Regions from separate parts of the Mus musculus genome. Here regions 1, 2, 3, 4, 5 and 7 are each linked to region 6. A link is a loop called in an ENCODE intact Hi-C map of the cell type or tissue named here. Cell type or tissue: heart. All regions are shown on one strand.

The links. Hi-C counts contacts between places; a loop is a spot of excess contacts. Peaks named below come from ENCODE experiments on the same cell type or tissue, not always from the same donor. Only the 100,000 strongest peaks of a DNase experiment are listed, where the experiment ranks them.
Region 1: a loop joins it to region 6, with 1.9 times the contacts of the local background. A loop is called at or near these places in 3 of 42 quality-filtered maps.
Region 2: a loop joins it to region 6, with 6 times the contacts of the local background. A loop is called at or near these places in 4 of 42 quality-filtered maps.
Region 3: it touches region 6 in a loop (2.8-fold over the local background); 10 of 42 quality-filtered maps call a loop at or near these places.
Region 4: a loop joins it to region 6, with 2.3 times the contacts of the local background. A loop is called at or near these places in 3 of 42 quality-filtered maps.
Region 5: a loop joins it to region 6, with 2.2 times the contacts of the local background. A loop is called at or near these places in 9 of 42 quality-filtered maps.
Region 7: a loop joins it to region 6, with 2.1 times the contacts of the local background. A loop is called at or near these places in 2 of 42 quality-filtered maps.

Annotation. Positions count from the first base shown.
Region 1 is chr13:67,524,052-67,528,051 of GRCm38, forward strand. Zfp87 (zinc finger protein 87) reads right to left here and starts at 2,180. Exons shown (of 4, transcript NM_133228.3): 1 at 2,026-2,180. The coding sequence starts at 2,031. In heart, no CTCF peak of the experiment used is centred here; a DNase peak (open chromatin) is centred at 2,150; H3K4me3 peaks cover 1,930 bases; H3K27ac peaks cover 1,291 bases.
Region 2 is chr13:67,267,463-67,271,462 of GRCm38, forward strand. Zfp458 (zinc finger protein 458) reads right to left here and starts at 1,606. Exons shown (of 4, transcript NM_001001152.2): 1 at 1,569-1,606. The coding sequence starts at 1,574. In heart, no CTCF peak of the experiment used is centred here; a DNase peak (open chromatin) is centred at 1,699; H3K4me3 peaks cover 1,266 bases; H3K27ac peaks cover 765 bases.
Region 3 is chr13:67,831,561-67,835,560 of GRCm38, forward strand. Gm10037 (predicted gene 10037) reads left to right here. Exons shown (of 4, transcript NM_001309374.1): 2 at 1,672-1,798; 3 at 2,235-2,311. The coding sequence starts at 1,675. Among named protein-coding and RNA genes, the nearest start is that of Gm10037, 2.5 kb to the left of the region's middle. In heart, a CTCF peak has its summit at 1,783 (motif pointing left); no DNase peak of the experiment used is centred here; H3K4me3 peaks cover 65 bases.
Region 4 is chr13:67,778,153-67,782,152 of GRCm38, forward strand. Zfp493 (zinc finger protein 493) reads left to right here and starts at 1,541. Exons shown (of 4, transcript NM_028402.2): 1 at 1,541-1,667. The coding sequence starts at 1,662. In heart, no CTCF peak of the experiment used is centred here; DNase peaks (open chromatin) are centred at 1,629 and 1,959; H3K4me3 peaks cover 1,272 bases; H3K27ac peaks cover 981 bases.
Region 5 is chr13:67,615,026-67,619,025 of GRCm38, forward strand. It overlaps Zfp729a (zinc finger protein 729a), which reads right to left. Exons shown (of 4, transcript NM_183146.4): 4 at 1,976-4,000. Among named protein-coding and RNA genes, the nearest start is that of Zfp729b, 7.3 kb to the left of the region's middle. In heart, no CTCF peak of the experiment used is centred here; no DNase peak of the experiment used is centred here.
Region 6 is chr13:67,727,714-67,731,713 of GRCm38, forward strand. Zfp65 (zinc finger protein 65) reads right to left here and starts at 1,460. Exons shown (of 4, transcript NM_145622.2): 1 at 1,348-1,460. The coding sequence starts at 1,353. Zfp85os (zinc finger protein 85, opposite strand) reads left to right here and starts at 1,549. Exons shown (of 3, transcript NR_027969.1): 1 at 1,549-1,989. In heart, a CTCF peak has its summit at 1,964 (motif pointing right); DNase peaks (open chromatin) are centred at 1,198 and 1,478; H3K4me3 peaks cover 1,407 bases; H3K27ac peaks cover 909 bases.
Region 7 is chr13:67,126,652-67,130,651 of GRCm38, forward strand. Zfp759 (zinc finger protein 759) reads left to right here and starts at 1,577. Exons shown (of 4, transcript NM_172392.3): 1 at 1,577-1,663. The coding sequence starts at 1,658. In heart, a CTCF peak has its summit at 2,006; a DNase peak (open chromatin) is centred at 1,630; H3K4me3 peaks cover 1,041 bases; H3K27ac peaks cover 928 bases.

The DNA of each region.
Region 1 (4,000 bases), 200 kb before region 6:
AATGTTTAAGAAGCACAAATGGGAAGAATTCCAGGAAAACCAGAAGACACATCAAGAGGTCCCAACAGAAACTAATACAAATGAACAATCAGAGAAAATAAACATTCCCTGCAAATGTGGAGGAATCTTCAAGCAAGACAAAGCGTAAAGTCCCTACACACACAGTAATGCAGAGGACTATCTATCTGATCACCAAAATTTAACGCCTTTAACAGAAGCATGTGAGCAGGAGATTTTTAAAGTACACATCAAATACAGTCAATAAACCTTCTCAAGTATATGTTTTAAATGTGAGCCATGTCAGTTAGACGGAATTCTGTCAGGCTGGTACTAAGCCAAGTGACAGAAGCCATCAGAAATAGTGTATCCATGAACTGTTTTTTAAAACCTTTAATAATTTTTACACAGAATCGTACTTAGCTTAAGTTCATCTTGAGTAATCTATAATATGGAAGATGACCTTGAAGTCCTAATCCCCCGCCTTCACTTCACAATGCAGAGATAACAAGGATGCTCCAAGAAGAGGCTTCAGTTTTGGTTTGGTTTGGTTTCTTTCAATCACAGGTGTGTTTAAAGTATATATACTGGAAAGGTCTGTAAGTTACAGGACAGCATGCCTCTGCTTCATGCCTACTTCTTAGGAAACCACTTTTGGTTCACAAGGTAGTGTACTCTTCCCACTTTAGATAATGGAAAACACAATGCTGTTCTTGTCCTGTAGGCCAGTGACATTAACTAGGAAGTCTCTGTCTTTTACATAACAGTTACATAGTCCACAGAAATATTCATACTGAAGGTGGCTTAAAACCCATGTTCCTTATGAATAATAGGCTTTAATGCCACACAAACACTTGATTTGACTTAAAGTGTTGTGAACTACAAAACTATACAAGAGACAGGCCAAGGAGTCTATTATGGGCAAGGGACCCTAACTGAGCAAAAGCTCTTCAAATTCACCTTTCAATCTTTCTGACGTGGATAAACTGGCAAATGTTCAGGGAGCAACAGGGAACCTGAGTGCCACAGTCGGGGCAGTGATAGAGTAGTTGTTAAGGGAGGTTTAGATGTGCAGTGTCCAGAGATAGAAGAGAAGCTCACAATTGAAGAGCAACGTAAACACTGTTAGGTATTCAAGGTCACTTCTCCTCCCCAGGGACACTCAAGTCCTTTCCCCGAAGTCACTAATAATCTCCAGGCCATCTCTCTGCTCCCATCACCCCCTCATTTGTTTCAGAAAAGGAGTCCAAGCTTCTGACATTACACAATCTCTGACATAAGTGGATACGGTATTTTCTAGTATTTTACTCTACAATGTAGGATCAATAATATCCTGAATAAGCCTTCTCCTTTAGAACATTAGACTGTCTCTACATGTGAGTGTTAAGTGTGAAGATATAGATCACGGAGGTGGCCATGAAATATTCTCATTCAAAACAACACACCAAAAAAAACCTAACAATTTATTCCAAAGAGAATGGTACTAACATCCTATACACCAACCTCCTTAGCAGAACTCTGTCCCTGGAAACGAGGAGCAGCTATTAACTCAAACCAAGAATATTAGGCTGGCCATAAATAGGAGGTGCCAGATCTCCACTCGATCTAGAAGTTCTGAGAAATCTGACCACAGTCAAGTGGCCAAGTGATCACAGCCAACAGACTTCCTAAGGCAAGCAGGAATGTGGGCTCCCATTTACACCTCTGGCGCAAGGAGAGGGCCGGCCCACCCTGCGGGGGGGCAATACTGAACCTTCCACCATTCCACATTTCTGTGCTACAGAGCCAGCTCTCCCACCCCAGAAGCGTATACAGCCGCGTCCTAACAAAGCTTTCACTCACAGCGCCACCCCCATACTGCTCTCCCCACCCAGATTTGCATCCAGGCTCAGTTGGCCCAGCTTAGGTCAGCAGCACAGCATCACCAACTCGGCTTCTCCCTGCCTCTGGTCCACCTCGGCTCCGCTCCCTCCAAGCTGGACCACTCCCCTGCACATTCCCTCAGGCTGCACTGCTCCCTGGACCAACCTCCATGTCAGAGATCCGATCGAGAGCGAGGAGCAGGACACAGCACCGCTAACTTAGGGGAAGACAAACGTCTGCAGACGGGATGCGGAAGTGCGGTTCGCAGAGCGGCTGCTTGTGACGTCACAGAGGGCACGACTACATTTCCCAGAGTTCTGTGTTCTCCCTACTGACAGCGGAGGAGGGTGGAAAGAAAGGAGAGGTGTCAGCACTGGGACAAAAGCCCACAGTCAGGCTGCTTTAAAAGTTCCGGTTGTAAAACGGACGTGCTAGAACATCCGTTGAGGCTTTGATAGGAGGGGTTATTAGTTGTATCTGGTCAAACTGTAGTTTAAAAACTCGTCTACTAATTATAAAATTGGAACCTGCACCAAAAGTTGACAATCATTTAATTGTACTTTAAAATAAGGAAACAAGAGGCTAAAGTGGAGTGAGTGCTATTACTTAGAGATGCTTTTTGACATCAACTTCGGTGTTTAAAATGAAAGGATTACAAATCCAAAGCGTTCTAGGCACTTTACAGAGACCTTGTCTCAAAATACAAAGTACAAAACTAGCAAAGGGGGTAGACTACGTGCCTAGAATGAAGGAAGACTTAATTTAATGCTCAACTTGTACATACTCCATTTTTCCATGTGTGCTGACAAGCCTGTGAGCATACATGCATTAGACTCCACAGCTGGGAAAACAAACAAAAACACTTTCCTGTGAGCACTGGAATCCATACAGTGAAGGAGGTAGGTCAGAGACATAGACGTTAAAAAAAAAAAATCTCTGAACGAGGTTATAAGTACTACCCTCACATTTACATGTGAAGACTTTCCAGAATCCATTGGTGGATCCTTGATCTCTCCATTTGTCCCTTGCTTACACTTTCATTCATTAATCTGCATAAGAACTTTAATTTTATGAGAACTATACCAGAACATCACCCACGTCTCCCTGGTTCACCACAAACAGAGAAGTGTTTAACAGCAGGTGGTCTCTGAGCCTGTGAGTATCTCTTCTGCTTCTCTCCCAAGGAGGGCACAGTTCTTAGCATTGTACGGACTTCTGGTCCATCATCCATTGTAGAATTTCTCTCTGCATTAGGCATGGGGTATCTTGCTCTGTAGACCAGGCTTGCATTGGACTCAAAGATCCCCCTGATTCTGCTTCCCAAGTGCGGGGATTAAAGGCATGTGCTACCACTATCCATGGTATTTTTATCACTGTGGAGAACTCAACTTCTCTTTTCCTACTTAGTTCTCCTTGCAGTGATTAAGCATGTGTTGTAACCTCCGAATTGCTGATACTAGAGAGATACTTTAGTGTTGTGCACAGTTTGTCTCTGCATTTTTTGCTCCCACCCCCCACCCCCCTGGCCAGAAGCTCCCATCTTCCCTCTAGCCCTAGACAAGTATGCTACACAGACAGCTGGTTTCTGTGCTGTGTCCTCCTGCAGCAGCCTGAAACTCCCTCCCCCCACCTCTAGCATTAGAATGGCACTACCCATAAAACTCCCCCTTAATGAGGACATTCTGAGGAGACATCCTCCCTGCCTTTGTGTCTCTAAAAACCAACACTCCTGCTGAGGAACTGCAGAACTCCAGGTGCCTGTCCTTGAGACCTTAGAGAAATAACAAGCTCAAGGGAGACCATGGGGAAAAAAAAGTAAACAGAGGTCAAGCTCTCCTTAAATGCTATTTTCCCACTGGACTTTCTCCTTTCAGATGAATTCACACTTTTGGAAGAATAGAGTCTTTCATGGACGGGGGTCTAGGCTTAGGGCACCTTTCCTGTTGCCTCAATATGGAGAATTAGGGTTCCCCGTTTAGAGCCATTCTTTCAATAATTACCTAGAATTTCAAATGGCCTTTTCTGTAGTTTGAACATGATGAATGAAAGATAACAGCAGCAGGAAGACACCTACTGATCTTAGGAAAGAACTCAGGATAGCTGCATCTCTGCAGCACTGACTTGCAGGCAGCTCCACAGG
Region 2 (4,000 bases), 460 kb before region 6:
ATTTATTATCCTGCAAAAACTCAAGTCCACATGGATCAAAGACCTCAACATAAAACCAGATACACTAAGTCTAATACAAGAGGAAGTATAAAGTAGCCTTGAACACACTGGTACAGGAGACAACCTCCTGAACAGAACACCAAATAGCTCAGGCACTAAGATCAGTAACTAATAAATGGGGCCTCATGAAACTGAAAAGCTTCTGCAAGGCAAAGGTCGCTGTCAATAGGAAAAAATTGGTAGCCTACAGAAGGGGAAAAGATCTTCATCAACCCTATGCCTCATGGGGGTGGGGGGGGTGACACCCAAAAAATATAATGAACTCAAAAAGGTAGACACCAACAACCCAAATAGCCAATTTAAAAATGGGTTAAAGAGCTAAGCAGAGAATTCCTCAATAGAGGAATCTTTAATGGCCAAGAAAGACCTTTAAAAGGTCCAACATTCTTAGCCTTCAGGAAAATGCAAACCAAGGTGACTGAGATTCTACTTTACACCCAGCAGAATGGCCAAAATCAAAAACGCAAGCCACAGCACATGCTGGCAAGGATGTGAATCAGGGAGAACACGCCTCCATTGCTGGAGGGAGTGTCAAGTTGCACAACCACTATAGAAATCAATTTGGCAGCTCCTCAGATAATTGGGTATAGTTCTACCTCAAGACCCAGCTATACCACGGTCATATACCCAAAAGATGTTCCACCAAACTACAAGGCACCTTACTCAACTACATTCAGAGCAACTTCATTCATGATATCCAGAATCTGGAAACAATACAGATATCCCTCGATGAACAAATGGATAAAGAAAATGTGGTTCACTTACACAGTGAAATACTGCTCAGCTATTGAAAATAAGGATATCAAGAATTTTTCAGGCAAATGGATGGAACTAGAAAACATCATACTGTAGGCTTAGAAATTTCAAGACTTACTTAATTAGAGTTCTTGAACGCTTCAACTTTCCCTCTAGCCCACGTACCAGAGGTAAGGGGAAAGAAAGGTTAATTATTTGGATTGTGCAAACACGGGTTCATACCAATTCCAAGATTATTCTGTGGCTATACAGCCATGTATTGTGATGATTCAGGTCACAGCGGTGTCTATTAGAAATTCCTATTCAAACGGAGGCGTCCATAAATCTAACAATTCATTCCAAGGGAATAGGAACTAACATTCCACACAACAGTTGCCCTCACAAGACTTTCTGTTCCAGCACACTAGGAAATTTAGGAAGTTCTGTAAATCCCGAGAATCTGACTATAGCCATGTGATCACGGGTCAGCTAGGCAGAGCATGTTCTTCAGCAAAGTTGAGTGCGCTCCCTTCAGCATCTCAGGCACAGGCAGTCAGCAGAACCAGATTGCCCTGGCCATCCTGTTGTTTTCCAACCTTCTCCTCTTCAATCTTGTTCCCGGGGGCAGTGGCCCATCCTAGGTCAGCACAGCATCTCCAGGTCAGCAGCTTCCCCTGTCTCCCAACCAGCCTGAGTCAGCTCCCTCCGCGCCCGACCCGCCACCCTGCACAGTCCCTCTGGATCTGCAGGACGGCGTTGCTCCCTGCACCAACCTCCATGTCAGAGATCCAAGCCCAGTTCTGAGCAGGACAGTCCCCTAACTTTGGGGGAGAAGCGAGGTTTAAGAACGAACCCGGAAGTTCAATACTGACAGCCCCTTCTGGTGATGTCATAATTGTTGGGACTACATTTCCCACAAGTCAGTGCAAAGGACTTCCAGGAACACTCCAAATGGGTTTTGTGCACTGCCTGGGTACCTGCCCTACTGTGAGCAAGTGGAATTAGAAAGAAACAGTCTTCTGCACATGGGCAGCCACAGGGCATTCGGGCTTTTTTGAAGTGCTGTGGTCTCAGCATGCGATGTTAGCCTGTGAGTCGAGCCTTTCTCAGTAATGTTAATCATGCTAGTTATTTCTGCTAAAACGTGATTTTAAAGCTCAAACCTACTTATGAAATCATACTAACACATGGGAAATCATGCTTTCATGGTCTGCTTTACTTAAAAATAAGGAAGCAGGACGGTAATGTAGGACTGTGCATTTCTTTAATGAAACCACGCTTGGTGATCCCGCCTGACATGCAGCATCTCAGGTGCTTAAAACAGAAGAACAGGAAATCAGGCTGGTGAGATGGCTCAGTGGGTAAGAGCACCCGACTGCTCTTCCAAAGGTCTGGAGTTCAAATCCCAGCAACCACATGGTGGCTCACAACCATCTGTAATGAGATCTGACGCCCTCTTCTGGAGTGTCTGAAGACAGCTACAGTGTACTTACATATAATAAATAAATAATAATTAAAAAAAAAAAAAGAAGAAGAACAGGAAATCAAAACTAGTCACCACCGGGTGTTCTCTGAGCACAGGCTTTCCTCCTCCCCATCTCCCAGCAGGAGGTGCAGAGCTCCTGGGATCACACTGGTGAGTCTACTGACTCTTGGTACACTGTGCACTATAGGATTTCCCTTGTTCCCTTTGATGTTCCTTATAGAATTTCCTCTCTCCTGATCACGCCATGATTCATGTTTCAGACGATTTAAATATTTGTTATCTGTCTTGAACTTCCCTCACTTCTAAGCAGAACACTGAGATGATTCCTCCTTGAATACAAAGGTGTTAGAAATATGTCCCTACGATTGTCAAGTGAGCTCAGTGTAGTAAAGAAGCTGCATTGGGACCATGGAGTACTGAGAATGCCCATCTCTTCTTAGGAAGATTTATTGCTGGGCAGTTTGTGTTTGAGACAAAGGTACACACCCATTATAAGGAAGGCTTCATGCTTCCACGATGTATACAGATTGATGAGGAAGCTGTTTCAGTGCAGAGACTATGGGAAGTTCCTATTCAATTCTTGTATTCCAGGCAGTGTGCTAAGCCAGGGATACAGCTCCTCTTAGAGAAACTAGAGTCATCAAGCAGTATTAAACAATACCCCTAATACATTCACCTGGACACTTGATTGGCATGTCTGTTTAGAATGAACTCATGACTAGTCTGTACTCCTGAAGGCTGCAGGGAAGGGCATTGCCAGCAACCATAAGTACTGCTAGGCTTTCAATGTGTGAGTGTACTGACTGAGGGAACTGACTCACCTGAGAGGAGCTGATCTGTGAGGATGAAACCTCAACTGTTCCGCAGTTTCCATTTCCTCCTAGTGAAATTGGTTAATTCAAGAGAAGGAGGTAGGCACAAACTGAACATGCAGACTCTAGAGAAAGCCTCATTCAGCATGGTGTTAGCGGCCCGGGCATACTTACAGAAAGTTTACCATAGTCTGATTCTCAGGCCTTATATGCTTGTTTAGACCATGTTGGAAGTTTTAGCTTTATTGCCTACACTATCATTTTATAGTCACTTAATCCTTTAAGTTTCTCCCATAGAAACATTCTGCATTCAATGTGATGTGTGGCCAAATTCCTTTTAAAAATCTATGCTTACAGTAAGCTAAAGAGATTGTTCAGTAGTTGAGAGTAATTAAATTCTTACAGAGCATGAGTTTGTTTTCTAACATTCACATTGTGGCTCACAAGCACAGTTCTAGAGGACCAGCCCAACTCTTTTGACATCATGAAGCTCATATAGAAGAGAGGAGCACAGGGACATAAACAGACAGACAGACAGACAGACAGACAGGCAGGCATGCATGCACACACACACACTGCTAGTAAAATTATATATGTGTGTGTATACATATAAACAAAAATGTATGTATATATACATATATGTATGTATATATGTACACATATATAATTAAAAGTATTTATGGGGCCTATGGTGGTATATTTCTTTGATTCTAACAGTTATGGGTCAGAGAGACTTGGATCTCTGTACTTCAGAACAGCTTGGTCTTTTGAGTGAATTTCAGGAATGTCAGCACTACACAGAACAACCCTATCTGGAAAACACTGATGAAAAAAAAATATTCAGGCCTCATGTTTGAACAAATTTGATGTTTGTACTGGCTGGTTCTGTGTGTCAACTTGACAGAAG
Region 3 (4,000 bases), 100 kb after region 6:
CCTCATCTTGGGATTGAAGCTATTCACCATGACACTCAGAGTGTCAGCATGTTCTCATCTCACACTGAAATTGTTGAGCTATTTTTAAACTAAAAATACAGAGTTGTAACTTATAGAAGAAGGAGGCCAAATATTTTTTACCATGGACTACTGATGTCAGGAAGCCAAGGTTCTGGGCCTTCCTGAGTAATGGACGCTCTGGAACAGTGGGAGAGAGAGAAGCTTGCAGTCTTGTTGCCCTGAATGCTGGATGTGTATAAGGATCATGTGGGCTACATCTTAGAATCCGATAACATACTGTTTGAGTTGAGCACAACAATACTTAGAAAAATGATCAAAGCTTATCTATACAATTATTTTAAAGGACCCCACTAATACATAAACTGCTGATATTTTCATGTATAAATAAAAAAATAATATGACTATTCTCGTTGGCCAATCTGGGGCATTATTCAATAAGACATGAATATAGAAATTAAAAAATTTTGAAATAATTAGACAGCATAGCAAACATGCTGCTCAACTACAGCACACTGATACATGCTGTCAAATGTGTAAAACACACTTCAGAAATGTCACAAACATCAACCAGTACCCATTAGAGAAAACACAGAAATGGAACATGACAAGGAACAGTGAATTCTGTTCTATGTTAAATTCTCAGTATGATTAGTCCTTTGCATGCTGGTTTCCCCGTATGTTCAGAACCTTGAATGATATTAGTCTGTGAGTTCTTCCTTTAATGTTCTACCCCTTGCCTCCTCCATCTCCTGTCCCTTGTCACTGTGCTTTGTGTCGCTGCTGAATTCTGGACAAATGCAGAAACCCAGATGACAGCCAGAGCCACCTCATTAAAGTCTGTATTTTCATATAATTTCACATTCATGGCTGTGTATATTTAGTGTTGACAAGAACCTTCTCCCTCACCAGGACTTTCTGTTGTGAGAACTGTTTATTTGTGTGGTTTATAATAAGCATATGGCATTAAATGGATGCTTCTGTGGATGTATTTATTTTACATTTCACCTGTCTTCAATGTATAGAGCCCACATGGTTTTATAGCATCTTTTACCTTGTTTTCCTTTGAAGATGGGTCCATTGTGAGGTCATATGAGTACCTTTGATGTGTCTGAAGAATATTACTCAGTGATGTGAGAAACAGGTCTAGCTCTCTTTCATCCTTACAGAATCTAGATTTGTGTCCACAGGCACATGATGCCCGTGTAAAGGTTTCTACCACTGTGATAAAGATCATGAGGAAAGGCAATTTGGAGAAGAAAGGGTTCATTTCAGCTGACATCTTCAGGTAACAGATCATCACTGAGGGAATTCAAGTCAGGAACCAGCGCAGGAACCACACAGGAACGCTGCTTATTGGCTGGTATTCCATGGCTTGCTCAGCCTGCTTTCCTATACCATACAGAAACACCTCCCCGGTGGGATCCCACCCATATTGTAGATATCTTGTTATCAATACTAATTAGGAAAATGCCATAGGCTTGGCTACAGGACAATCTCCTGGAGACATTTTTTTCAAATATTCTTCTCTTCTCAAATAATAGTGTCAACTTGACGGGAGAACTATCCAGCAGAGTTCATCATGGTATTTAAATGATTTTAGTGGTTTTAATTAATTTAAACTGTGATATCATTCATTGGTCTTCATTTCAGGAAATGCTATCATTTAGGGATGTGGCCATTGATTTCTCTGCAGAGGAGTGGGAATGCCTGGAGCCTGCTCAGTGGCATCTGTACAGGGATGTGATGCTGGAGAATTACAGCCACCTTGTGTTCCTGGGTGAGCACTGCATCTGTAGAGCATTTGTATCTCACCATCAACATGCAGCTTCCTCACCTTGTAAAATGTCTTATAGGAGCATTTCATATCCTTAAAAAAATTAGGTTGTTGTACAGCTAAGAACCACTTCACTGTTTTTCTCTTTGTATGTTTAACCTTTCTGTGTTAGAAGTATCTTCTCCTATTAGAAATTCAAGGGCATGAGGCTTGGAGTACACTTATTAATTAAAATGCTTAACAATTCAGTTTTAATATTTCTCCCTTTAAATAAAACTTAGAATCTGGATATTGTATGTCCCTATATGTATTCTGGTACTCTTGTCAGAAATCATTTTAAGGAAATAATTTTCTTTACTTGTAAACACTACTTTAAGGGTCATATCAATTCCCTGTAGACCAACTCTTATACAATCTCATTTCCTTTTCCTACGAACAGAGCTTGCTGACTCTAAGCCACAGCTGGTGACATTTCTGGAGCAAAGACAACAGTCTACTGGTGTGAAGAGACAAGAGGTAAAAACAGTGTTCCCAGGTTGGTAGGAAAGAGGAGGTCGGAACAACGTGGAGGTGCAATGGTCGGCTTCCCCATATACTTTGAAACATGATGTAGTTGTCAAGATAATCTTAGATCTCTCCATCCAATGTTTTACTTGGGTCTTTGCATCTGTTTGAGTCAGTTGGTGGCTGGAGCCTCTAACAGGATAGTTATGCAAGGCTCCTGTCTTCAAACATAACCAGAATATCACTAATAGTGTCAGGGATTGGTTCTTGCCCGTGGGTTGTGTCTCAAGTTGTGCCAGTCATTGGTTGACCATTCCCTCAGTCTCTGATCCTACATTTTTTGTAGACAGAACAAATTTTGGATCAAAACTTTTGTGGTTGGGTTAGTGTTCTTATCACTCCACTGGAGGATCCTGCCTGGCTACAGGAGGTGGCCACATCAGGTTCCATTATCCATATCTATTTAGCTGAGACGCCTAGCAGTGTGGATTTGGAACTTGAAGTATATCAATTTCTTTTCTTTTCTTTTCTTTCTTTTCTTTTCTTTTCTTTTTTAAGATTTTTTTTATTTATACAAGTACACTGTAGCTGTTTTCAGACAGACCAGAAGAGGGTATCAGATCCCCATTACAGATGATTGTGAGACACCATGTGGTTGCTGGGAATTGAACTCAGGACCTCTGGAAGAGCAGTCAGTGCTCTTACATGCTGAGTTATCTCTCCAGTCCCAGTGAAGCATATCTTAATGAGATCATTATTTCCATGGCTTGAGAACAGTATTTCATTCTCTGATTTACAACTTTCAGTGGGAGTTACTCACATGTTCTTGAAAATTCTGATTCCTGATATACAGGAAACTAGAACATTTACTCTTTTGAAGAGTCTGCTTTCATAGACACTCCTATATTTTTTTATTAGACAATCATTCTGTACCTATGATAGGGAATAAAACCATCAATATCTCTCATGATGAATCACATTTTAATTACTACAAATGGGAATTAACAGGTTTACAAACTTGCTCCCAGTGTCTTCCTTTTTATATTTCATTTCTTGGCATAGGGATCAACCGCTTATTGCTGTTCTTGACTAGTCTTGAAATACATGGCTGGGCGGTGGTGGCGCACACCTTTAATTCCAGCACTTGGGAAGCAGAGACAGGCAGATTTCTGAGTTCGAGGCCAGCCTGGTCTACAAATTGAGTTCCAGGACAGCTACCCGGTGGTAGAATGGTACACATTTGCACAATTATATGGTTGTAAAACCTTTTACAAATGATATTTCAATGACAGCTTTTTTTTTTTTTGTCTGCAATTTCGGTATACTCCGGAGCAATTTCGTGATGATGCTGTAATGTTGGAAAGTTATTCCATATTCACCCCAGTGAAGGCAGAAAAGTTTACTGCCGTTGTCTCTACAACTCTGGGAGAACAACAGTGCCATTCTATTCCGATCAGGGATTATCACACTGGATACCTTTTTGCTATTTCACTAAGAATAAAAAGTACTAACTACACAAATAACAGCAATCTTTGTCCTCCTCCAGAAGGGTCATCTAAGTCAGCCTCACCTTCAATGATTATCAAATATTCCCATCCCATAGTCAGCTTTATCCCTGGGCTAACAGGGGGAAGATGGGTGTGGTGGCTTATTTTTTTAATATTTTAGATTTTATGATTTTATGTGTATGAGAGTTTTGCC
Region 4 (4,000 bases), 50 kb after region 6:
TTGAACAACATTTTTAAAGGATGGGAACACAAAACAGGGGGGACCAGGGGAGGGGAGCTGCACTTTTAACCAATTGTATTTTGACATTATGGGTTAAACAAAGGAGTACCATTGGAGACTGGGCGGTATCCAGGGCACTTGGCTTCAAGGTCCTTAATTCGTTCTCCTAGACATTAGGTCTGGAGTGGTTAGGAGCTTAGAGTGCTAAGGAGACAAAGGACTGGGTCAGCTGTATGTAGTATATATGTGTGTGTGTAAAACCATGGTTTAAATAATAGCAATCTCTCTCTCTCTACACACACACACACACACACACACACAGCTGTTAACAAATTAAGAAAACATTTGGAAAAGTGAGTGATAGCTGTTCTTTACGGGCCTGGGAACATGAACTTGTATGACCCTGCCAGCAAGATGGAGAAGTTGCCCTTGAGATGGCTGGACTCAGACAACTGTTTAAAACAGAAGCTATTCAGCTATACGGAAGTCCCCAGCTCCCCTAGGGCCTGGAACTATGAATTTAGTTTCTCTCTAGAATTTAATGAAATCTGAAAGTGAAATCGTCATAGTACTTAGAATACGTTTCTTTTCTTGTCCCCAACAATACTTGCCTGCATTCATGAAAAACCAGGTAGAAGAGGATGAAGCTCTTGTATAGCACAAATTAGTGGATGAACATGTGTGCACTCTACTTACAGACAGACCAAAAAAAGATCCTGAGATAAATTCAGGATTTCTTCGTAAGTTAACATCAGAGAGCTGGATGTTTAACTTTGTCCAATGATTTAAAACAGCTGTGTCCCTGATCCATGCCCTTCACTGTATGGAAGTTTCCAGTGTTCACATGAAAACGTTATCCAGTTGTGGAGTCTTATCCATGTATGGCTCACACAGGTGAACAAGGAGTAGTTATGCATATGTAATGCTTGGTATTAAGCCAAGCCTCCACTGTAGTCAAGGGCTTTACCCCTTGCTCCCTAACCCTACTTGTACATTGTATTTTGAAACAAGGTCTCTTTATTTGGCCCAGGTTAGCCTTGGATTTGGGATCCTCCTGTCTTAAGTTCCTGAGCAGTTCGACTACAAGGAAGGTCACATATAGTTATTTTATAGTAATATTGAATCAGTGTGAACTTTACATGTAGAAGATTCCATAATAAGTACACTTTTGAGTTTAAATCGCAACATATTGAACAGAAATAAGTTGCAAACCTATTAAAGGTTACTGCCAAAGGCTCAATTTACATTTAAACGTGTCCTGTACTGAATTCAGCATTTCCCCCCCCTCTCTGTGTAGCCCTGGCTGTCCTGGAACTCACTCCATAGACCAGGCTAGCCTCGAACTCAGAGCCTGTCTCTGCCTCCCAAGTGCTGGGATTAAAAGCTAGCGCCGCCACCACTGCCCGGTTTAAATTTAGCATTTTAAAAGCCAACTGGCTCCCTGTGGTTGTACCAGGACACAAACTGACTGCTTCCTCCCAACCCCTTACACTCTAAGGGATTTCTTTCGCATAGAGTTGTGGGAAATGTAGTCTTGCCCATATGACGTCACAAGGAGCCAGTCAGGAAACCACGTTTCTACTCTCGGTCTGCATAGTTGCATCTTTCCCAAAGTTGAGCAAGAAAAAGGTCTTGCTCAGTACTCGGTTTGCATCTCTCACATGGAGGTTCGTCCAGGGTGCAACGCTGCCCTGCAGGCGTGAGGGTCCGCGTGGTGATGGGTCCGGAATGGATGGCGAGGGTTTGTGGATGGGAGGTGGGAAGAAGCGGACTTGGGGGTGCTGTGCTGACCTAGGCTGGACCAACCCCACGTTGGATCCAGGTCAGAGCTGCGGAAAGGGCAATGGGGTCGGCTCTGAGAGTGACCGTTTTGCTTGCACGAGGCTACTGCTGGAGTCCACCCTGCGCAGGAGAGCTGGCTCAGGACCCAGGAGTGAGAACTGCTGGAAGTCCTGGCAGGTTTCACCCTGACTGGTGTCTGATGACAGCCTGAGGCTATGACTGGGAGCGCACTCTCCTGCTTGGCTGGGGAAACTCTGCTCTCTAGCTGACTCAGGCTCACATGGTTGTAGTCAGATTTCTCAGGAAATCTAGAACCAACTGGGTGTGTGGTGCTTTCTTTACTTTATAGCTGGCCCAGGACTCTTGGAGTTGACAAAAGTTCATAACCTTGTTTATTTGCAAGTGAAGGGAGTTTTGGGAGGGCGGTTGGTGTTTGGAATGTTGGTTCCATTTTCTTGGTAATGAACTGTTAGATTTATGAACTATTTTGAATAGAAGTCCTTCGCGATCACTGTTGTGACGTCAACCCCAAGACTAACACTCCTATATGAATGAGGGCAGAATAGTCCCTTAAAGGGAAAGATTTGAGTTTTGTGTCAACCAAGTAGTTCACTCTGTAGTGTAGAGTGAAAAGTACTAGAAAATAATAGATCAGCCAGTACCTTCGGAGACTGCGTTTGGACTCCTTTTCAAAATGGAGAAACAAATTGGTGTGAGAATAGGCGTGGGTACAGGGCTGTTGGTTACAGGTGAGAGGGGGCTGAAATGTCTCTGGGGGAGGAAATAATACTGCATCCTAAGAGGTCGGTCTTCATCGCTCTTTAATGGCCAGCTGTTCTGTCTTTGCATATCATCTGCAGTGTCTAAACTCACCTAAACCAACTCTTATCGAAGAATGTGGCATCTAGGTTCCCTAACCCTCCCCAAACAGTTCTAGACAAACTCACCCAAGTACTTACAGTGTGTCAGAGAGACAAAAAGATGGAATTGAGGAGCTCTGATCACTCAGGGCCCTGTGACTGGCACCTTGTAAGCACCTTAATGAAGCCAGCCTTGAACTCCTAATCCTCCTGCCTCTACCTCCCAAGGACTAGGATTATTGGTTTGTGCCACATTGACATGGCAGGACCTACAAGGTCAGAGGATATCTTCTGGGAGTCATTCTCCCTTTCCACCATGTGAGTTCTGGGTATTGAACTCTGTTATTAACTGACAGAGTTTCTGGCAGTCCGTATTTACCCATTCAGGTATCTCTCCAGCCCTATTCATGGCTATTGTAACATTTTTATTTGAAAGTATTACTAAGGAAGACAAATATTGCCTCTGCTGGAAACCTTCACATTGAGTGTTAGCTGTCAAAATGTTTGACTTTCAGCTGCTGAAAAGCTTCAAACTCAAGTGAGGGGATCTCTCTTCCCAGATCTTAACTTCTCCTGTCTTTCTATTCTACTTCATTTACATGTAGTCAGTAGAAGACAACCATACTATGCAGCAGACTCCAGGATACAGGACACCTCCACTCCCAAAGCCCAGTCTGAAGGTGTGGTTTGAATGGTGCCCCTGGGCTCTTCTTTGAATGCTTTGTCTCCATTTGGTGGAACTGCTTGAGAAGGAGTCGTAGGCGTGGCCTTGTTGGAAATATGTCACTTGGGACAGGCTTTGAGATGTCAGAAAGACTCCTACCCTCTCTCAGAGCTCTGCCTCTTGCTTGTGGATCAAGATGTGAGCTCTCAGCAATTCCTGCTAGCATTTCACTATTCTGGACTGTAATCTTCTGAAACCATAAGCCCAGTAAAAATCTTTTATAAGTTGCCTTGGGTGCTGGGCAGTGGTGGCTTACATTTTTAATCCCAGGACTCAGGAGGCAGAGGCAGATGGATCTTTGAGTTCCGGTCCAGCTTGATCTACAGAGCAAGTTCAGGATATCCAGGACTGTACAGAGAAACCCTGTCTCAAAACAACACCCCCACCCTACCCCGTTAAAAAAGTTGTCTTGGTTGTAATGTTTTATTACAATAGAAAAGTTATTAAACCAAGAAGGTGTATGTGCAAACGTATAGGTGGGCTTTTCTTATTGCAACCAGCATAACTGTACCCTCAGGATTTCACAGTGATGTTAGTCCATCAACCTTCCAACAATCCTCTTTTAAAGTAGATGATCTATAAATAGTTCTTGTGATGTAGATGATCTATACATAGCTCTCATGATGCTGTGGAA
Region 5 (4,000 bases), 110 kb before region 6:
AGTAGAGCCAGCATTCCTTCTTTGTTCTTATTTCTAGATAATGGCTACATCACAACATTTAGATGGATGGAATAGGCAGAGCTCCTACCCTCAAGCTACTAAATTTTGCTTTTTTTATTTTGGCCCTTTAATACCTTCTTAGACAAAAAATTCTTTAGAAAATTGCATTGTAGATCAAATGTTACACAAAATGGGAGTTACAGAACACTGTCAATAACAAGTTTAAAGCAGTGTTTCATTGTATATGCTCATTATAATTGGAAAGCAACAGTTTCATATGGTCTTGCTTTTTGATAGAGCACACTATGGATTGCTGTTGATATGCAGGTGAGGGCCAGTGAAATATAAGGCTAGAGTCTGTGAATGGGCAATGAAATAGGAAGGAGGGGCTAAGAGTTTCAGAGAGAGAGAGGGCAGGGGATAGACAGAAGAAGGACAGAGAAGATGGAGGAAGAGGACCAACCAGATCCGTATGGCTTGAAATAGCCACAGGTAGCTATGAATATCATAAAAGAGCATAGAATAAAATAGGGCAATTTGTCCAATCTAGATGGGCAGCTTGTATCAATATCAAGTGGCTCTGAGCTGACTGTGTAGACGTTTTATGGGTTGAAATTTTACTGTTATAAATCTGACTGATAATTTACAAGCCTCTAGAGTTTTGATTTTACTGGGTTAAGGGAATTGTGACAGCTAGCCACAGGGAGCAGATGACTGGGAATGTGAGCAGGTTTGGAGGCAGGCTTGTGGGGATAGACATGGGGGCGGGGAGACCACCACAGCCAGAGCATAGCAGCGATAGCGTGGATTGATTTTTAATTATTACATGCAACAGCACACCTGTGGCTTTATTCTTGGACTTGAATTTTTTTTCTTGAACAAAAAATTTCACAAGCCAATTTCTCTTTTTAGTGTAACCATGAAAGCTCATTTTATTCCTAATTATGCAGCATTTAATTATTATTATGAGGAGTGGGTACATTCTATTCTTCAGTCTAACTTTATTATCTTTCTAGCAAAACAACTAAAACTGTCTCTTAAAACTTTCTTCTGACTGGACAGTGGTGGTGCACGTCTTTAATCCCAGCACTTGGGAGGCAGAGGCAGGAGTTGGAGGCCAGCCTGGTCTACAGAGTGAGTTCCAGGACAGCCAGGGCTACACAGAGAAACCCTGTCTCAAAAAACCAAAAACCAACAACAAAAACAAACAAACAAAAAAACCTTTCTTCCAATGATTATTTGAATCAAATCAGAAATTCTGTAAAATTATTGTTTCAACAGAATTAATTTTTGAAAGTTTGCCTTTTTATTGACCTGTAGAAAATCTGCTCAGTAGGGTGGGCTAGATGTTCAGGATTATTATATCAATTTAATAATGAAAGGACAGGCTTGTCAGCTGCAAGAAGCAATCCTGAGATGAAGTCTTATTGGGATCTTTCCTCATTGAGATTCCCTATCACAGATCATGCAAAAATTGTGGGCCACTCCAACCACAATCACCAGATCTTCTGACGTCTATAAAACTAATAAACAAATTCAAATCAATAGTCAGAGCCTTGCTCCTCCCATGATGCTAGAGCTCATGGAGTTAACAACTGAGATACAAGCATTACTTCTTGACCCCTGTCTACATAAAATACAAACATAATTCAAAACATAATTTAGGTTTATTTTGTCTGGGCACATGTATGTATGTATGTATGTATGTATGTATGTATGTATGTATGTATGTATATATGTATGTACATTTGTATGTGTGGCAGCACATGCATGAAGATCAGAGGACAACATTCAGAGGTAATTTCCCCTTTGTATTTCATAGGTACTGGGAATACTAACATGGGTATGGTCTTGTTGGCAGTTAAGTTTGTTCCCCAAGTCATCATGCTAGCTTTAGCCACAAATGTCTAATCTTAACATTTCTTCCCTTCTCCCCAACCTTACTTTCATCTCATAAATAAAATAGGCTACTCTTATAAGTAAAGCATTTATTGGGCTTGTTTACAGTTTCAAAAGTTTTGTAAGTTATCATTATTGTAGAAAACATATTGTAGGGAACATGGTGGATAGAGACAGATATATTGATGCTCAAGAAGTAGCTGAGAATCTTACATTTTGATCTATAGTTATTAAGAAGAGAGCGACACTACATCTGAGCTTTTGAAACCTCAAATACAACCCGTAATGACACATTACTCCAACAATGCCACACTTCTTTATCCTTTCAAAGAAGTGCTACTGCCTGATGACTAAGCATTCAACTCTATGAACACTTAGAGCAATTCTTACTCCAACCACAATACATGATGGGAAACTTATGACAGCAGGAACTTAAAGAAGCTCATCATGTTCCATACACAGTCAGGAAGCAGGAGATTGATGGATACTTGCCATCAACGTATTTTCTTACACTGCAGCATTTCCAGCACATGCTTCCAACCACAATCACCAATCTTCTGACGTCAATTAAACTAATCAAGAAATTGAGAATCAATAGTCAGAGGCTTGCTCCTCACATGATGCTCGAATTCATGGAGTTAACAACTGAGATACAAGCATTACTTCTTGACCCCTGTCTACATAAAATACAAACATAATTCAAAACGTAATTTAGGATTTTGTCTGGGCACATTTATGTATGTATGTATGTATGTATGTATGTATGTATGTATGTATGTATGTATGTACATGTGTATGTGTGGCAGCCCATGCATGAAGATCAGAGGACAACATTCAGAGGTAATTACCCCTTTGTATTCCATGGGTACTTGGAATACTAACATGGGTATAGGTCTTGTTAGCAACTAAGTTTGTTCCCAAAGTCATCATGCTAGCTTTAGCCACAAATGTCTAATCTTAACATTTCTTCCCTTCTCCCCAACCTTACTTTCAACTCATAAATAAAATAGGCTAGAACTTGAAAGGTCCATAAAAGATTTAATAATTACAACACTATGAAAGCCCACAGTCCATGTGTCACGTGAGACTCAAGGCAATCTCTTATGTGTGAGCTCTTACAACATAAGAACAAGACACTAATTTTACTACTCACTGGTATAGAATAAGTATTCTTATTCTAAAACAGAAGAAACAAAACACACCCAGGAAAGATCAGCCCCAAATCCAGAGAACACACAATCTGACAGCTCTACTTTTGGCATGATTGTGTGAATGATTCCAAAGTCTTTACTTACCACATTGCTCAATCTTATATGGTTTCTAGTAAGCAGGAAGCTTTTAGTGTATGAAGAAGTGTTAACATATTATGAATATTTAACATTTGCATTATTTAACTCCAGTTTGAACTACCTCGTGTTGAGATATATAAAAAGTTCAATAAATGGTTTGCAACATTTTCCACATGTGGCATTTCAGTTTCGTATGAATTATGAGGTGTTTTACAAGTTCTTAGTAAGTACAAAAGACTTTGGAACATTCTTCACACTTGTGTGGTTTCTCTCATAGATGAATTCTTGAATGTTGTTTAAGACCAGAAGACTGGTAATAGGTTTTGCCACATTCTCCACAATTATAATGTTTCTCTCCAGTAGGAATTATCCGGTGTTCAGATCATGCTTTGGAACTTCTGATGTATTTGCCACATTCTTTAGGTTTGTATGTTTTCTCTCCAAAATGAATTTTTGATGATCCCTAAAGTTTGTGTTGAACACTTGTTTGTACATATTCTTTGTATTTGTAAATGTCACCACATTATGAGTTAACGTGTGTAAACACTGGTGTATATTTATAGAAAAGGCTTTTCCACATTAAACGAGTAGAAAAAATCTGGCAAATTCTAAAGAAGTTGACTTGCACTTAACAATTGTAGGGTTTTAACCTGTGTGTTTTCTCTTGTGTTCAGAAAGTAATTATGGACAATAGAGGAGCAGGCTACATACTTCATAATTGGAGGGTTTGTCTCCCATATGATTTCTCTTGTGATTGGAAGTCCTTGCCACATGCTTCACGCTAGTAGGGTTGGTTTCTCTATGGTATTTTT
Region 6 (4,000 bases):
GACCACACAGCTTGTGACAATAGTTTAAAAGAAACTCCCAGAATCCACTGACTAGGCAGAACATGAGCTTCTATCAGTCCAAAAGCTAAAATCTCATCAAATGGTATCTTTGGTGAATAGAACATCTCCCATGTCTCACAGTACATACCTCTATCAGACTCACATCAATGTATTTTAAAATTTACTTGGCTAATGACATTATTTGTTCTGTAAAACCATGAAACTGCTTCCAAGTTGGAGTATGGAATTTTCACTAAACTAAATCTGTCTTCTCAGATCATGGCCAATTAAATGGCTCTGGGCTAAACTATTCTCTTAACCCTTCAAGAGGAGAACTGTGCATTTTGCATGAACAGGAACCTACTATGTGTAAACCTTAAGACCCCCAAGTGTGCTACAGCTTTTGAAATTTATCTTACAGTCTCTCAAAGACAGTACAAAAACTTGGGGAATCCTTTCTAGAACTATCCAGGAAGCATCAGTAAACCAGAAAGCCACATTGAGGGACAGAGTACTTTTAGAAGAGATTAGTCACTGCTGATAATGTGAACAGACAGAAGTAAATCATGTGGTAAGAGAACAATGTTCAGAGCCTGGCCTATTAGCAGAGATATTTTCTCCCTTCCCTTTCAGGCATTCCAGCCCCTCCCTGCGATCTTTCTCTCATCACACAAGTGTACTATCCTATCAGAAATGCAGTCCAAATTTTGAAAAAATAAATATACTCAGATAGTATTATTGGGGCACTGCTGTCTAGTGATTTTAAGCTTAAGTGTAAAATCCATAATTATTTGGATTGTGCCAACATAAGTTCAAAACAATTCCAAGATTATTCTGTAGCTACATAGCCTTGTATTGTGACGACTCAGGTCACAGAGGTGTACATTAGGAATTCCTACTCAACCCGAGGCATCCATAAATCTAACAATTCATTCCAAAAGAAAAGAAACTAACATCCCACACAACAGTCGCCCTCACAAGACTCTCTGTCCCTGGAACTTCCGGAAGTTCTGTAAGTGCTGGGACTCAGACTACAATCACATGAGTAAGGGTCAGCTAGGCAGAGCAAAGTAGAATGCTCCCTTCAGCATCTCCGCACAGGCAGTCAGCAGACCCAGCCTGCCCTTGCCATCCCCTTGTCTCTAACATTCTTCCCGGCCAATCCTGCTCCTAGGGGCAGTGGCCCATCCTAGGTCAACACAGTACCTCCAGGTCGGCGGCCCCCTCGCCCCCCGCCCCCCCCCCCCCCCCGTCTCCCAACCAGCCTGAGCCAGCTCCCTCCGCGCCTGACCCGCCATCCTGCACAGTCCCTCAGATCTGTACGACCGCACTGCTCCCTGCACCAACCTCCATGTCAGGGATCCAAACCCAAGACACTCGATTAACTTTGGGGAGAAGCAAGGTTTAAGAACGAATCCGGAAGTTTGGTACCAACGGCCCCTTCTGGAGTCGTCATAATTGTTGGGACTACATCTCCCACAAATCAGTGTAAAGGACTTCCAGGAACACACCAAAGGAGTTCGGTGCACTGCCTGGGTACCTGCCTAAGTGTGAGCAAGTGAAATTGGAAAGAAACAGGCACATGGGCAGCCACAGGGCATTCGGGCTCTTTTGAAGTGCTGTGGTCTCAGCAAGGGATGTTAGCCTGTGAGTCGAGCCTTTCTCAGTAATGTTAATTATACATGCTAGTTATTTCTGCTAAAACGTGATTTTAAAGCTCAAATCTACTTATGAAATCATACTAACACATGGGAAATCATGCTTTCATGGTCTGCTTTACTTAAAAATAAGGAAGCAGGAAGGTAATGTAGGACTGAGCATTTCTTTAATGAAACCACGCTTGGTGATCCCGCCTGACATGCAGCATCTCAGGTGCTTAAGACAGAAGAACAGGAAATCAAAACTAGTCACCACCGGGTGTTCTCTGAGCACAGGCTTTCCTCCTCCCCATCTCCCAGCAGGAGGCGCAGAGCTCCTGGGATCACACTGGTGAGTCTACTGACTTTTGGTACACTGTGCACTATAGGATTTCCCTTGTTCCCTTTGATGTTCCTTATAGAATTTCCTCTCTCTCCTGATCATGCCATCATTCATGTTTCAGACTATTTAATATTTGGTATCTGTCTTGAACTTCCCTCACTTCTTTAGGAAAGTTTATTCCTGTGCAGTTCATGCTTGAGACAAAGGTATGAACCCCATCCATCACAAGGAAGATTTCATGTTTCTGTGATGCATTCTGATTCACAGGGAAACTGATTCAGAACAGAGACTATGTGAAGTTCCTATCAATTCTTGTATTCCAGGCAGTGTGTTAACCCAGGGATACAGCTCCACTTAGAGAAACTAGAGTCAAGCAGTACATTCACCTGAACACTTGATTGGCATGTCTGTTTAGAATGAGGTCATGACTAGTCTGTACTCCTCCTGAATGCTGCAGTGAAGGGCACTGTCATCAACCATAAGGCCTTAGCATTTCTGGACATGTCTAGGATTCCAGTGTACATGTGCATGTGCGTGTGTGTGCATGTATGTTTGTGTCTGTTACATGTAAACCTACCTGAGAGGGCACTGACTCCTCTGGGAGGTGCTGATCTGTGAGGATGCAGCATTCACCCTCAACTGTTCTGCAGTTTCCATTTCCTCCTAGTGGGATTGGTTAATTCAAGAGGAAGAGGAGGAACTAATATGGTATAGGAACAAAACGAACATGCAGAACCTAACTGAACATACAGGAAGCCCCATTTAGCATGATATTAGGGGCCCAGGCATACTTAGGGAGAGTTTACCACAGTCTGATTCTCAGGCCTTATATGTTTCCTTAGACCATGTTGGCAGTTTCAACTTTATCAGACATACTATCATTTTATAAAAACTTGATTATTTTAGTTTCACCCATACAAACATTCTGGATTAGCTGTGAGATTTGACCAAATTCCTCTAAAATCTATGTTCACTTACAGTAAGCGAAGGAGATTGTTATGTAGTTGAGAGTAGGTAATATTCTTACAGAGCATGAGTTTGTTTTCTAATAATACTGTCCTTGCCCAGGTGACTATGGCATGAGAGAAGGTTCCTGCACAAACGTGGACAAAAGAACGTATGCTAAAAGAAGGAACATTCATAATGTCCATTTGCCAGAGATCCTTAGGTCTGAGTCCTCTGAGATTAACTCCCGTAGGCAAAGAATGATGGGTTTCTGGACAAATGGCTCTTGCCTGACAGCCTGTCTTGTTAAACTACTTGATAGCATAATGCTTCTGCTTGCTCTAAGCTGTACAAATATAAGGTTGTATAGCAAGATCAGCTAGCCAATTGCCTTCTGTCAAGGGCCCAGATAAATGCGTGTCCATAAATGACTTATAAAAAACACAGGGAGGTTCTGTTTTGAAATAAAAGTTGTAACTTAAATAAAAGTGAAGATATGGTAGCTTTGTTTAGAACCAGAGTAGCGGTTTCAATAGCTGGGAAAAGATTAACTACATATTGTGAATCAAAGTAGAGATTAAAAGGACAGCTTTGCAACTTAGTAAAGGCAAAAATCACAGCGATTAGTGCAGGAGTTTCAGGGGGTTCCACTAATGATGAAAGAAAGAAAACTAAATTCAAGAGTTTAAAGCCCTAGCCAGAAAGTTTATTCAAGGTCCATGTCTCATGTGGCTTGCTAGTTAGGAGGGCTTTTTTGGGCTTAGAGCAAAGAACAAAGGCTGTAAAGTCATCCCAGGAACCAACTATCCATTGAGATAAGAAAGGCACGAAAGGACAATCTCTGGACAAGCTAAAGATAGTAATGGACCACCTGCTGATATGGTTTGGGTTTTAGCCAGATGTCCTGCCGACCAAGATAAACACCTTCCCTTTAGAGTTACTATCACATACTGGTCTCTGATGTTTAAATTGCCCATTTGTGTGTAACTGCGCCGATTCCTCCCCCAGTTCCAGACCCTTTTTCTACAAAAACCTCTAGCTTTCGAGCCTAGTGGCCAATATCTGTTACCTCCTG
Region 7 (4,000 bases), 600 kb before region 6:
CTTTCTTCTCTCTCTTCTCCACCCCCTACCAGGTAACTCAATACCCGCCCTCCACAAATCCCTCCAGTAATTGGCTGTAGCCAATTTGATTTATCCCATAGTTTTAAATCAAGGATGAAGGTTTGTGCCACAGAACCATGTAAATATGAGAAGTCAGCTGTAGTACTAGATCTTGGATACAGAATTTAGCATTACAATACATAGCAACAGACCAGATCTCAACACATAACATATATTGGAAAACTAGCTATGCTCAGAAATACTAACTTTTGTGGTTTCTGTCAATGCCCTTCACTGCAGCATTCAGGAGGAGGACAGACCAGTCATGACACTTGCCAATCAAGTACAGGTACATGTATTGTTCCTTGACTCTAATTTTTCTAATTTGAGGAAGCCGTTCTGCATTCCTGGATAAACATACTCACTGGAAAAGAAGAATTAAATATGGACTCGGCACAGTATCTTCTTTGAAACAGCTTCTTTTTGAATCATTAGGATTCAGGGAAGTAGGAAGTCTTTTCTGTAACAGGGTTTGTAACTTTGACTCAACCATGAACTGCACAAGAATAAACCTTCCCAAGAAGAGACATGAATTCTCAATACTCTATGTTTCCAGTGTAACTCCTTTAATACAGTGATCTCATTAGACAGTATTATGAATATTTCTGATATCTTTGTATTCAAGAAGAAAATATCTCAGTGTTCTGTTTAGGAGAAGTGAGGGAAATTCAAGACAGATAACACTAATGTTCAAATATTGTCAAATATGACCGATGACAGGATCAGTGCAGAGACAGAAAAATCAATAAGGAACATCAAACCTAAGGCAGGGGGAAATCCTATAGTGCACAGTGGATTAAGAGTTAGTACACACGCCGGGCGTGGTGGCGCACACCTTTAATCCCAGCTCTCCGGAGGCAGAGGCAGGCAGATTTCTGATTTCGAGGCCAGCCTGGTCTACAGAGTGAGTTCCAGGACAGCCAGAGAAACCCTATACAGAGAAACCCTGCCTCGAAAAAAAAGAGTTAGTACACACATCATTGTGATCCCAGTAACTCTGTCCCGCCCCTTGGGAGACATACAGAAGAGAAAAACCAGTGGAGTGCTCAGAAAACATCTGCTGGTGACTAGCTTTGATTTCTAATTCTTCTATCTTAAGCGACTAGGATGGTTTCAATAGAATCGTAAAGAGATAATGCTCACTCCTACATTAACTTCCTGCTTCCACATTCTTAAATAAAGCAGATCATGAAAGCATGAATTTTCCATTTGTTAATAAGATTCTATAGTAGGTCGGAGTTTTTAAATCAAAATGTTTTATCAGAGATAACATGGAAACCTGATAGGCGGGATTAATGTGAAAGGTTCAGCTCACAGGCAAACATTTCGTGCCGTGACCAAGGACTGTAAAAGAGCCCAAATTCCCTGTGCATGTCCATGTGCACCTGCTCTCAGTGGACTGTAATCCAGGCAGTGTACAAAACCTCTTCAGTGGGTTCCCGGAAGTCCTTCCAATTGATTTGTGGGAAATGTAGTCCCGGCCCCTGTGACGGCATCAGAAAGTGCTGTCAGCATCAAATTTCCATATTCTTTCGTCAAAGGTCGCTTCTCAAATTTGTGCAGTTGTCCTGTTGAGCGCTGCATTTGGATTTCTGACATGGAGGTTGGTGCAGGGAACAGCACCATCTTGCAGATATGAGGGACTGTGCAGGGTGGCGGGTAGGGCACGGAGAGTGCCGGCTTGGGCTTGTTGTGAGACAGGAAGCTGCTGACCTGGAGATGCTGTGCTGACCTAGGCTGGGTCACTGTCCCTGGGCACAGGTTTGATGAGGAGAACGTTAGAAACTACAGGATGGCAAGGGCAGGCAGGGTCTGCACACTGCCTGTGCCTGCGATGCTGACCAGAGCTCAAGCATGTTTAAAGGGAAACGTGCTCGGCCTAGTTGACCCATTCTCACTGGCTGTAGTCAGATTCTCTGGACATACAGAACACGGGGACATCTACCGCCCCCTATACGTCATGTCCTGGAGACTACTCCTTGTTTGAGTTCACACAGCTTTCTAAAGTTCCTAGTGTCCAGGGACAGAGAGTCCTGTGACGGTGATTGTTGTGTGGGGTGTTAATTACTTTTCCTTTGGAATGAATTGTTAGATTTATGGATGCCTTGGTTAGAGTGGGAATTTCTAATAGACATCTCAGTGACATGATTCCTCACAATACATGGCTGTATAGCCACAGAATAATCTTGTAATTGGTAACATCCCGTGTTTGCACAATCTATGTAATTATGGATTTTACACAGATTAAAAATGACTAGACAGTAATACCTCAACGGTTCTGAGTATGTTTGTGTTCTGAGTATGTGTTCTGTCCAGTATTTGGACTTCTTTTCAGATGTGAGAGATAGATGACTTGGTGTGATGAGAGAAAGATCGCTGGGAGGAGCTGGAAAGTCTGAAAGGGAAGGAGGAAATATCTCTGCTCATCTGCCAGGCTCTGTACATTGTTCTCTTTAATCTGGCAGGATCTGGATATTGTCTCATCATGTGATTTTCTTATGTATGTTCCTATTATTGGCAGTGTTCGAACTCTCTTAAATTTTCCCTGTCCCTCAATGTGACTTTCAGGTTTACTGATGCACCCTTAATAGTTTTAGGAAGAAGTCTTCAAATTTTTCAACTGTATTAGAAAGGCTGCAAGATAAATTTCAAAACCTGTGGCATACTTGGGAACTTATGATTTGCATATAGTAGGTTCCTGTTCATGCAAAATGCATAGTTGTCCTTTTGAAGAGTTAAGAGAATAGTTTAGTCCAGAGCCATTTTTGTAGCCATGATCTGAGAACACAGGTTTAATTAATCCAAATTCCATGCTCCAACATGAAATCTATTTCATGGTTTTACAGAACAAAGAATGTCATTAACCTAAGAAAGCTTAAAATACATTGGTGTAAGTCTGATAGAGGTATGTATATGTACCTTGAGATATGGGAGATATTCTATTCACCTAAGATACCATCTGCTGAGATTTTAGCTTTTGGGTTGATAGAATCTCATGTTCTGCCTAGTCAGTGGATTCTGAGAGGTTTTTATCTATTAACAAGCTGTGTGGTCCACTACATAGTGAGGCAAGGACTGTCCCTGAAGGGAAAATCAGCCCAAGACAGCTAACCCTGAACCTGCAGAATTCCAGGCTCTGCCCCTCAGTGAACTTCCACGTGGGCCATCAGTCTCTGCACACACAGACTCCTTACAAGAGTTTTGCATTCACAACATACACACAGGTTTTCTTTGTGTGTTTGTTTTTTCAGGGTTTCTTCTCCACATCCCCTCCTCCATCTCAGGCGATCTTGCTTATACTGTCCTCAGTCAAACCAAGCTTTAGTGAGCTGGAGATAAACAAGATAAACAAGATTGAGGGACACTGGATCCAGCTAACCAACAGAAACAGGACCCAAATGATTAGATTCAGAAATGAACAGGGAGATTTTACAACAGATACCAAAAACTTCAGACTATCATAAAGGGATATTTTGAAAATCTGTCCAGTGTAATTGGAAAATCTAAAAGACATCACTCATATCTACTTGTTGTAGACAACTTTGTACTGGCTAGTTTTGTCTCAACTTGACACAGGCTGGAGTTATCACAGAGAAAGGAGCTTCAGTTGGGGAAATGCCTCCACGAGATCCAGCTGTAAGGCATTTTCTCAATTAGTGATCGTGGGCAGGGGGGGGGTCCCTTTGTGGGTGGTGCCATCTCTACATCAAGCTGGTAGTCTTGGTTCTATAAGAGAGCAGGCTGAGCAAGCCAGGGGAAGAAAACCAGTAAAGTAGCATCCCTCCATGGCCTCTGCATCAGCTCCTGCTTTCTGACCTGCTTGAGTTCCAGTCCTGACATCCTTTGGTGATCAACAGCACTGTGGAAGTGTAAGCTGAATAAACCCTTTCCTCCCCAACTGCTTCTTGGTCATGATGTTTGTGCAGGAATAGAAACCCTG